2 separate regions of the Homo sapiens genome follow, and region 1 is linked to region 2. Evidence: chromatin loops called from intact Hi-C (ENCODE). Cell type or tissue: transverse colon. All regions are shown on one strand. Region 1 overlaps NR3C1 (nuclear receptor subfamily 3 group C member 1). Region 2 overlaps ARHGAP26 (Rho GTPase activating protein 26).

Evidence for each region. Hi-C counts contacts between places; a loop is a spot of excess contacts. Peaks named below come from ENCODE experiments on the same cell type or tissue, not always from the same donor. Only the 100,000 strongest peaks of a DNase experiment are listed, where the experiment ranks them.
Region 1: a loop joins it to region 2, with 11 times the contacts of the local background. A loop is called at or near these places in 1 of 110 quality-filtered maps.

What each region holds. Positions count from the first base shown.
Region 1 is chr5:143,320,429-143,325,428 of GRCh38, reverse strand. The region is part of intron 2 of NR3C1 (nuclear receptor subfamily 3 group C member 1); the gene reads left to right. It also overlaps the pseudogene RPL7P21. Among named protein-coding and RNA genes, the nearest start is that of NR3C1, 81 kb to the left of the region's middle. In transverse colon, no CTCF peak of the experiment used is centred here; no DNase peak of the experiment used is centred here.
Region 2 is chr5:142,832,303-142,837,302 of GRCh38, reverse strand. All of the region lies in intron 1 of ARHGAP26 (Rho GTPase activating protein 26), which reads right to left. Among named protein-coding and RNA genes, the nearest start is that of ARHGAP26-AS1, 34 kb to the left of the region's middle. In transverse colon, no CTCF peak of the experiment used is centred here; DNase peaks (open chromatin) are centred at 2,642 and 3,602; H3K27ac peaks cover 2,706 bases.

The sequences.
Region 1 (5,000 bases), 490 kb before region 2:
ATGTGTTGTGGGAGGGACCCAGGGGGAGCTAATTGAATCACAGGGTCTGGTCTTTCCCTTGCTATTCTCGTGATAGTTAATAAGTCTCACATGATCTGATGGGTTTATCAGGGGTTTCCCCTTTTGCCTCTTCCTCATTTTTCTTTTGCCACCACCATGTAAGAAGTACCTTTTGCCTCCCGCCATGATTCTGAGGCCTCCCCAGCCCTGTGGAACTCTAAGTCCAATTAAACCTCTTTTTGTTCCCAGTTTTGGGTGTGTCTTTATCACAAGCATGAAAATGGACTAATACAGTAAATTGGTACCAGTAGAGTGGGTGTTGCTGAAAAGATACCCAAAAATGTGGAAGCGACTTTGGAACTTTGGAGGACTCAGAAGAAGACGGGAAAATGTGGGAAAGTTAGGAACCTCCTAGAGACATGTTGAATGGCTTTGACCAACATGCTGATAGTGATATGAACAATAAGATCCAGGCTGAGGTGGTCTCAGATGGATATTAGGAACTTTTTGGGAACTGGAGCAAAGGTTACTATGTTATGTTTTAGCAAAAAGACTGGCAGCATTTTGCCTCTGCCCTAGAGATTTGTGGAACTTTGAACTTGAGAGAGATGATTTAGGGTATCTGGTGGAAGAAATTTCTAAGCAGCAAAGCACTCAAAAGGTGACTTCGGTGCTGTTAAAAGCATTCTGTTTTAAAAGGGAAACAGCATAAAACTTCAGAAAATTTGCAGCCTGACAATGCAGTTGAAAAGAGAAACCCATTTTTTGAGAAGAAATTAAAGCTGGCTGCAGATATTTGCATAAGTAGCAAGGAGCCTAATGTTAATCCCCAAGACCATGGGGAAAATGTCTCCATGGCCATGTCAGAGACCTTCACAGCAGCCCTTCCCATCACAGGCCCAGAGACCCAGGAGGAAAAAGTGGTTTCGTGGGCCAGGCCCACGGTCCTCATGCTATGTGTAGGCTAGGGACTTTGTGCCCTGTGTCCCAGCTGCTCCAGCTGTGGCTGAAAGGAGCCAATATAGAGCTCAGGCTGTGACTTCAGAGGGTGGAGGCCCCAAGCCTTGGCAGCTTCCACATGGTGCTGAGCCTGTGGGTACACAGAAGTCAAGAATTGAGGTTTGGGAACCTCTGCCTAGATTTTAGAAGACGTATGGAAACACCTAGATGCCCAGGCAGAAGTATTACTGCAGGGCAGGGCTGTCATGGAGAACCTTTGCTAGGGCAGTGCAGAAGGGAAATGTGGGATTGGAGCCCTCACACAGAATCCCTACTGGGGCACTGCCCAGTGGAGCTGTGGGAAGAGAGCCGTCATCCTCCAGACCCCAGAATGGTAGATCCACCAACAACTTGCACCATGTACCTGGAAAAGCCACAGACACTCAATGCCAGCCTGTGAAAGCAGCCGGGAGGTAGGCTGCAAAGTCACAGGGGCGGAGCTGCCCAAGACCATGGGAATCCATCTTTTGCATCAGCATGACCTGGATATGAGACCTGGAGTCAAAGGAGATCATTTTGGGGCTTTAAAATTTGACTAACTCACTGGATTTCAGACTTGCATGGGCCCCGTAACCCCTTTGTTTTGGCCAATTTCTCCCATTTGGAACAGCTGTATTTAACCTGTGACACCCCCCTACCCCCTGCCCCCCATCCCTCCGGCCCTTGTATCTGGAAGTAACTAGCTTGCTTTTGATTTTATAGGCTCATAGGCAGAAGAGACTTACTAGCCTTGTCTCAGATGAGACTTTGGACTGTGGACTTCTGGGTTAATACTGAAATAAGCTAAGACTTTGGGGGACTATTGGGAAGGCATGATTGGTTTTGAAATGTGAGGACATGAGATTTGGAGGGGCCAGGGGTGGAATGATATGGTTTGGCTGTGTCCCCACCCTAATCTCAACTTGAATTGTATGTCCCAGAATTCCCATGTGTTGTGGGAGGGACCCGGGGGTGGGGGTGCAGTAATTGAATCATGGGGGCTGGTCTTTCCTGTGCTATTCTCATGATAGTGAATAAGACTGACGAGATCTCATGGGTTTATCAGGGGTTTCCAAAACTTTTGCCTCTTCCTCATTTTTCTCTTGCCACCACCATGTAAGAAGTACCTTTCACCTCCTGCCATGATTCTGAGGCTTCCCCAGCCATGTGGAACTGTAAGTCCAATTAAACCTCTTTTTCTTCCCAGTTTTAGGTATATCTTTATCAGCAGTGTGAAAACAACTAATACAGATGGCTAGTAAGGGACTAACCGGCAGGGAGCGTCTCCAGTGTGGATATGCTGGACAAAGGGATGATTCACGTTCCAGGGCATAAGATTTCATTACTCAGAATTGCACAGAATTTAAAACTTATTAATTATTTCTGGAATTTTCCACTTAATGTTTTCAAACTGTGGTTGACTGCAGGTACCTGAAACTGTCAAAAGTGAAACCACAGATAAGTGGGGAGTCCTGTACCTAAGATTATTCCTTTAAATTGTTTCAGTGGATATGTAGGGACCTGAGTGTGAAGTGAGAGCAGCAGCATCAAAACCTGAGGGAAATCCAGATAGCAAAAGAAACTTGTCTAGTATACTGGCATGACAGAGAAACCAAAAAGTTCTCAAGTTAATGTGAGAATCTAAGAATTAAAGAATTAAGCCTTTGCCTTTGAGGGAAGGAAAGGGGTAATGTGGCTTTAAATCAGGTTGAGATTGGTTCTGAGGGTTCCTTTTCCTTCCTTTATATTGATATGAATATAGACACAACTGTTCTGCATTTCCATTTGTTTTTATAAATGTCTTTTTAGGATTTAGGAACTGCTAATTATGCAATATGAGATATCTGTTAGTTTGAGGAACATTTGAAAATTTGGTCAAATGACACAGATCGTCACACAGTTTTAAGACAAATGTTTTTACCTATTTGACCTAGTCTGGCAATCCCTATTTGGGCAAAAATCTTCATTTGCAGGTCATGATTGGAGGCAGGCACAGAAAAAAAATTGCCACCTTTTTTGCATTATGTCATCAAGACATCAAACTTCAGCCTACAAAGTAGAAAGTGTTATTTCTCAAGTTGAAGGCCTGGATATACCTCAGCTTCTCAGTTCTGACACTTTATCATAGTGGAAAATGAAGAAGATTGCTTAAGAACACTGATGTTGGTGTCAGAAAGACCTGGGTTTGAACCCTGACTTTACTAGTTACTTAGATCACTTTAGGCAACTCAACTTTTCTAAATCTTGTTTCTTCATCTGTAAATGCTGAAAATAGTACCCACCTCTTAGGTCTGTGGAGAGGATTAAATGAGATAATCTATACAAAGAAAGAGCTTGCATAATAGTGCCAAGTAATGGTGAGGTTATACCTGTATTCTGATTATAATCTCATAAATATTTACCATGTTAGCTGTCTCAGAGTTCTTTTGCAAAACAGATAAAGATAGAAAGTATAAATAAGAAAAATAAGTGAACATATACTGAACTTTGTACAAGATGCTGGCGATATGGAGAGACCCAAGACATGGGCCCTACCTAAAAGAGATTATTGATAGAAACAGGATACATATACATCAAAAGGTAACATAGGATCATCTGTGCAAAGTGCTATATGGCAGTGTTTTAGGAAGTCTAGAAGCTGTCATGGATCAGGAATACCATGGTGGACACTTCAGGCAGGGAAAACAGATCTTAGCAAAAGCTACTCCTATCATAGGTACTTGATAAATATTTGTAGAATCCAGGATCCCTGTAGTGATAAAGAAACTACATGGATTATGTAGGGGAGTGATAAGACATATGACTGGAAAAATAAAAAGACCAAATTATGGACCATACTGAGCTTGTACTATAAACAGTGGAGGAGCCCTTCAGATTTTTAATCATGTTGAGAAAAGAGTTTTAGCAGTGTGTGGGGGATAGAATGGAAAGAGAAGCCAGTGCCAGAAGGACTACTTAGTATCAACCATTGCAGTGGTTAAAGCAAGAGGTGAGAGAAGGCATGCATTAGAATGGCAGCGGTCAGAGTGGATGGGAAGGAATAGGTCCTGACATAGTGTTACAGGGAGTAATAAATAGGATGTGGAAGATGGGTTAGAATTGGCAAAATCTCTGCATGTAAGTCTGGGTTACTAAATATAGTGAGAGAAATTCAAATCTCTCTTTAAGAATCGAATAAAATATTTAGAAATAAGTTACTGTTGTATTTGAGGTGAACACAAATGGCATTTCAAAGATGCTCGAGATACCTTGTTGGAAAAAGTCAATAACTGCACTATTGTCTCCAACATGTTCTTGCCTTCTCTGAAGACATCATGTTCCTAATTCTGAATTATGAACCATCTATTATCCTTGTATGCTCTTATGTGTGAGGAACCATAAGGTGGGAACAAAATCCGGTCTTCATTCTAGAAATAACTATGCGATCAAAAAGTTTTTAGTCTTTCTTCTTACCATACTGGTTCTTGGTATTCTGTTTACCATTCAATGTACTATTATTGCTTCTGCTTAAAACTCGCATCCCCTAATGCAAGCCTGAGCAAACAGAACTGATAACACACAGCCTGAGAAGGGAGTGCTTGGGGTCTCAAGACTTATTCTGTTTTTCTCCATCTTTGACACTTGGTTTGAAGAGCAAAGAAGGATACAGCTGTTAGGAAGTAAGTTACCCAAACACAGTGACCAAACTGGATTAATTCTTCCAATGAGAAAGAAATACATTATTTCTGTGAGACAGATTAGACTTTAAGTAGCATAGATAACATGATTATATTCTCTCTACAAATAAATACACAGGACCTAAGAAACCCTTTACAGATCCAAGTGTTTTCCTCTCCACTTTTCCATCCCCAAACCCATCTTGCAAGATATGGCCAGCTTATTTGGAGTTAATTAAATCAAGACCTTCGTTTTACAGACAGGGAAACCAAGCCCAGAGACACTGAGTAGTAGGCCACTGGTGTCTTAGAGGTCTGAAAAATCCTTTACTGAACATTCTCTTGATCTATTAATGTATAGGTTTT
Region 2 (5,000 bases):
GAAGAACAGAACTTTCCAATAGAGTATCCTCCACTGAGCTTAGAGATACAATGGGAAACTTTCTCATGACGTCTACCCTTTTGTTTTCTCTTGCCAAGTAACTTAAAAGGAACCTAATCCCAGGCCTTCTTGCCTCCAAACTTCATTACTTCATCCCAAGAACTCAGAGGAAAAAATGGAAAGAGGATAAGGTGAAGAAAGAGTACTGACTACAGAAGTTCCAGATAATGAATTTTAGACAAAAACCGTTTTGGTTTCCAAATGCGTTCTGCGAGAGATTTAAAGGGTGCCTGAAGGACACATCAATGGGGTAAGTCACCCAGGAAAAAACAGGATTTGAAATATGAAAAACCTGAGCTCTGATCTCAGTACCACCTGGGCTACTTCCTCCCTACCTGACCTGAGGCAAGTTACATAATTGTCCTTCAGTTTCCATGTCTGGAAAGTAGGTACGATAATACCAATCTCATAAAACTGTTTTAAAGAATACATGAAATAATACCTGTAAAATGCCTAGTATGGTATCTGATCCAAAGGTTTTCTAAATTGGGAAGGGTGGCAATAACAACATGAACCATAAAGTCTTATTTATATTTGCAATTTCAAACTCCTTTGAACTACTCCATGGGGAGACTAAAACTGGGGTACCCTGCAATTCTATTCCAATCCTTACTCTTCTAAGTAACCCGGAGACAACTTCTGTGAAAACACAGGCCTCGAGATGTCTCAAAATACTCAGTGATGCCAAGGAAAACTATGGAAATTACTTCAGACTGAGTGCATGGGAGACTTCTTCTTACTTGAAGCCTCAAACAGAGAAATGAGAAGAGGTGGTCTAATTAGCATAGGTGGTCTAATTAGCCCAGGTAAAGGGCTTTGAGCTCCTGCCTTACAGAGTATCTTGAATTCTGGCATTGGGAAAAAGGAACATCTCTTTAAAGAGTAAGTTGTAAATGATTTATATGACTGGTTCATCACCGGGGAAAAAAGCTGTCAGGCTTTAAGGAAGCCAGCTCCTCTCTTCAGAGGGGAAGAATGAACCACAGATTAAGTGAAAAGCCAAAACCCCAGAGAGATCATTAACTGAGTGAAGCAGCAACTTGGCATCACCAGTTCAGAGCCCCTGCCCAGGATGCCTGGACCCAGAATTAAACATTAGAGGAGGGAAGTGGGTTGATGATATCTTACTTTTGCTCTCCAAGAATCCAGACACCAAGTCAATGTACGTGAAGATTCCATTCCCAAGAACCAAGAAAGGGTACCAATGCCCTGGATTCAGATGCCCTGGCCTGGGTTTAAATCCTGGCTCTGCCATTTACTAACTCTGTGAATTGCTTCAACTCTGCGTACCTGAATTTCCTAATATATAAAATGGGTGTAATACTAAAACTAATCTTAGAGGGTTTTGTGATGATTTGATTGTACAAGTTAATAACACAAATAGAATCTAATTGAGATCACTGTAAGAGCTAAATTAAATGAAAATTATTATTATCCATCTCTTGGTGTTGGTGGCTAACCACTATTGGGTTTTTATTATGTATCATGTGCTAACCATGGGTTACCTAATTTCATTCCCCACAAACCCTGTGAGACAATGTGTGAAAAGTACTAAGCTCAGGGAACTCCATGAACATAGAAAATGCTCAATAAAAAGGATCCACTCCTTGCTATTATCATTACCAAATCACGAAATCACCAAATCAAATCCAAAACACCATTTCCCTCCATTTTGAAAAGACACCTGGGTAAAAGACAAGTCAAAGAAATTGTGAGACTTAACCACCCTATAAGCATCTATCTGGGTAATATGTCAGTTGGATGTTTTTGATGAATCAGAGACTCTTCTTGTATCAAATAGACTTGATATTACCTTGACTATTTCACTTTGATAAAGATTGCAAGACCCAGGAGTTAAATGAATGGGGCCACCTGAATACTCTCTTACACGGGGTATCTAGAACCAGAAGAAAAAGAAGACATCTCTATACCATAAATTCTATCTCTGATGGGTTAAGGTACAAATGTGCTTTGAAGAACAGCCATTCCAAGTCCAGAAATGTTTTCATGTTGTTAAAGCATTAACTTCAAATCACTTCATGAGATAAACAGAGGCTATTTCAAACAATGAAAGAAACATCAAGAAAAAGAAAATGATTTAGTACAGATCAAACTTGATTTACCAAAGAAAAGCAATCCTTAAAAGCTCTCCTATTTCTGATCTAATCCTCTTCTATCAGATGGAGACAATACATCCCCTACTAGCCCCAGGCATCCTGGCTCTGTCAACTGACAGTGTTCACACGTGAACCAGGTGGAACAGAGTCTCAGTATTATAGAGCTCTGTATTAACAATAAACTTGGTCTACACAGGATCATAGCACTCTTTGGGTGATATGGTAGATTGCTAATGGCCACGCACCTTTAATGCATGTTCCTTTGCAACGTGACTTTGCCATTCCTCCCATTCAGAGTTGGAGGCAGTTTCTCCACTCTCTGGATTCTGTGATACAGTTGGATCCCTTGTGACTTGTTTTGGCCAACAGAATGTGGCAGAAGTGAGGCCATGCAAATTCCAAAGCCTAGGCCTCAAGAGGCCCGGAGCTTCCACCTTTGTCCTTTTGGAAAGCTGCCCTGAAGCTGCCAGAGCATGTAGATGCCCAGGATGAAAGACTACATGGGGAGGGGCCCTGTGGTCCCCGCCCTGAATGTAGCTGCACAAGTGAGCCCAGAAGAGGACAACAGAACCACCCAGTCAATCCACTGAGTCACAAGAAATAAACACTATTGTCATCTTTGGTCTCAAAGGCTTGGGAAGATTTGTTATACCATAATAGATAAAGGATACAGGTAGATTAGCTAGGGCTTTTGAATTTAATTTTTAAAATAAGTTTCCAAAATGATTAAAAACTTTTCTTAAACTCAACAGGAGGCAAAATCCAAGTTGCTGGAACTCAGGAAGAATGGTTGCTCTAGGAGAAGAGGGAAAGGCTAGAGATGAGATGGAGCTTTCCAGGATGCTAATCATTTTTATTGCTTGGCCTGGGTTGCCATTACATAAGTGTATTCACTGTGTGATAATTTATCAAGCTCTGCATTTCTGAGCTGTGTACTTTTCTGGATACATGCTAAGCTTACATTTAAATAGTTTAAAATAAGCCTTTCTTGGCAAATCTCTTTGAGAAATAGGGGTATGTGGCTAAGGAAATAAATTATCATGCTCATAATTTTTTGTCCACTAATCAAAATTTCCTCAAGAAGCACCCCGATATAACATACACAAATCTAGTTTAAAACTGAACATGGCTTATTAAATATGAGTATGTTTCTTTCTTGCCAAAAGCATGACTGTCCCACTTATGAGTCTAAAGATGGCCCCGAAATCCCAGAAAATTTACCAACGCCAAGGTCAAGATATTTCCAAGTGGTAGTTTGAAATTTTTGTGTTGTTTCAGAAAGACGAGGTAAATTACTTACAAAGTAAAAGGTCCTCACAGCTCCCACACTTCTGGGTATGCCTCTCTTGGTAGATTACACAGACTCTGTAGGGGTAGTGGCCACATCTCATTCTCCTCTCACTGTCCCCAGGCCTCCGCCCCTAATGCCAAAGCCAAACATGACCCTTGCTCACACAGAAAGAGCGCAAATATCAGCGGTAGGTAGGATGTCCCCAAAGCCCTTAAAAATGCTTGTGCCCTTTGACCAAGTAATTCCACTTCAAGGAGTCTGTTTGAAGGAAATTAAATGGGGGAAAAAAGTACATACAAAAATGTCCATCATATTCTTTAAAATAGTTTAAAAAAAACTTAAAAAGGAAACACTCTAAATGTTTAAAGTTAAGAGGTAAGAAAATTATCTTATATCCATAAAACAGAAACAGTACACATTTAAAAGTACATGAACATGTTTTTTAAAAAATATTTTTTAAAAAAGGAATAAAAGGGCCAGGCACAGTGGCTCATGCCTGTAATCCTAGCACTTTGGGAGGCTGAGGCAGGCAGATCACCTGAGGCCAGGAGTTTGAGACCAGCCTGGTCAACATGGTGAAATGCCATCTCTACTAAAAAAAAAAAAAAAAAAAATTAGCCGGGTGTGGTGGTGGGTGCCTGTAGTCCCAGCTACTCGGGAGGCTGAGGCAGGAAAATTGCTTGAACCTGGGAGGCAAACTGCAGTGAGCAGAGATCATGCCATTGCATTCCAGCCTGGGCAACAAAAGTGAAACTCCACCTCAAAAACAAAAAAAAAGAAATAAAAGTTCTCTGTGGTAAGATTATGAGTGTATTTCATCCTACTGCTTTACAAATTTTCCATATTATACTTTTCAAATATTCTACAGATACAGGTAGTTTTCACTTCTTTTATAATCAAAAAAAATTTTTAAGTAAAAAACTAGAAAAAAACTGAACTGTGTTGAGCTGAAAGATAATTAATATTATAATCTATTCCTTACATTGCTTGCCTAGCTCATCATTTCAGCTATACCCGTGTCTTAAGCATCTGAGCAGATTCAACTCCCACTGAATCATTTCTCTTTCTTTCCTTCTAAGATATAAGCTCTTCATGATCTTTGTAAACTCAATGCCCAACACAGTGTCTTGCTCTTACATTTTGACCAAAAGCTGCAAGACATCAGGGCAAGGACAGAGGGACTTACCTAAACTGCATAACATCAGGGGGCCACGCTTCCCTAGATGTCCTGTGCCAGGCACACAAAAGACCTGAAATAAGTGTTTGTTATTTGTATTAGTCAGCTTGAGCTGCCATAAGAAAAAGAACTTTATTTTCTCACAGTTCTGGAGGCTGGAAGACAAGATGAGGGTGCCAGCAAGGTCAGGTCCTGCTGCAGGCTCTCCTCCTGGCTTGCCTTCCGGCTCTACACTCACATGACCTCTTCTTTGTGCATGTGTGCAGAGAGAGAGAGAGAGCCTGCTCTCGGTTGTCTCTTTTTATAAGGACACTAATCCTATCATATCAGGGCCTCACCCATATAACCCCATTTA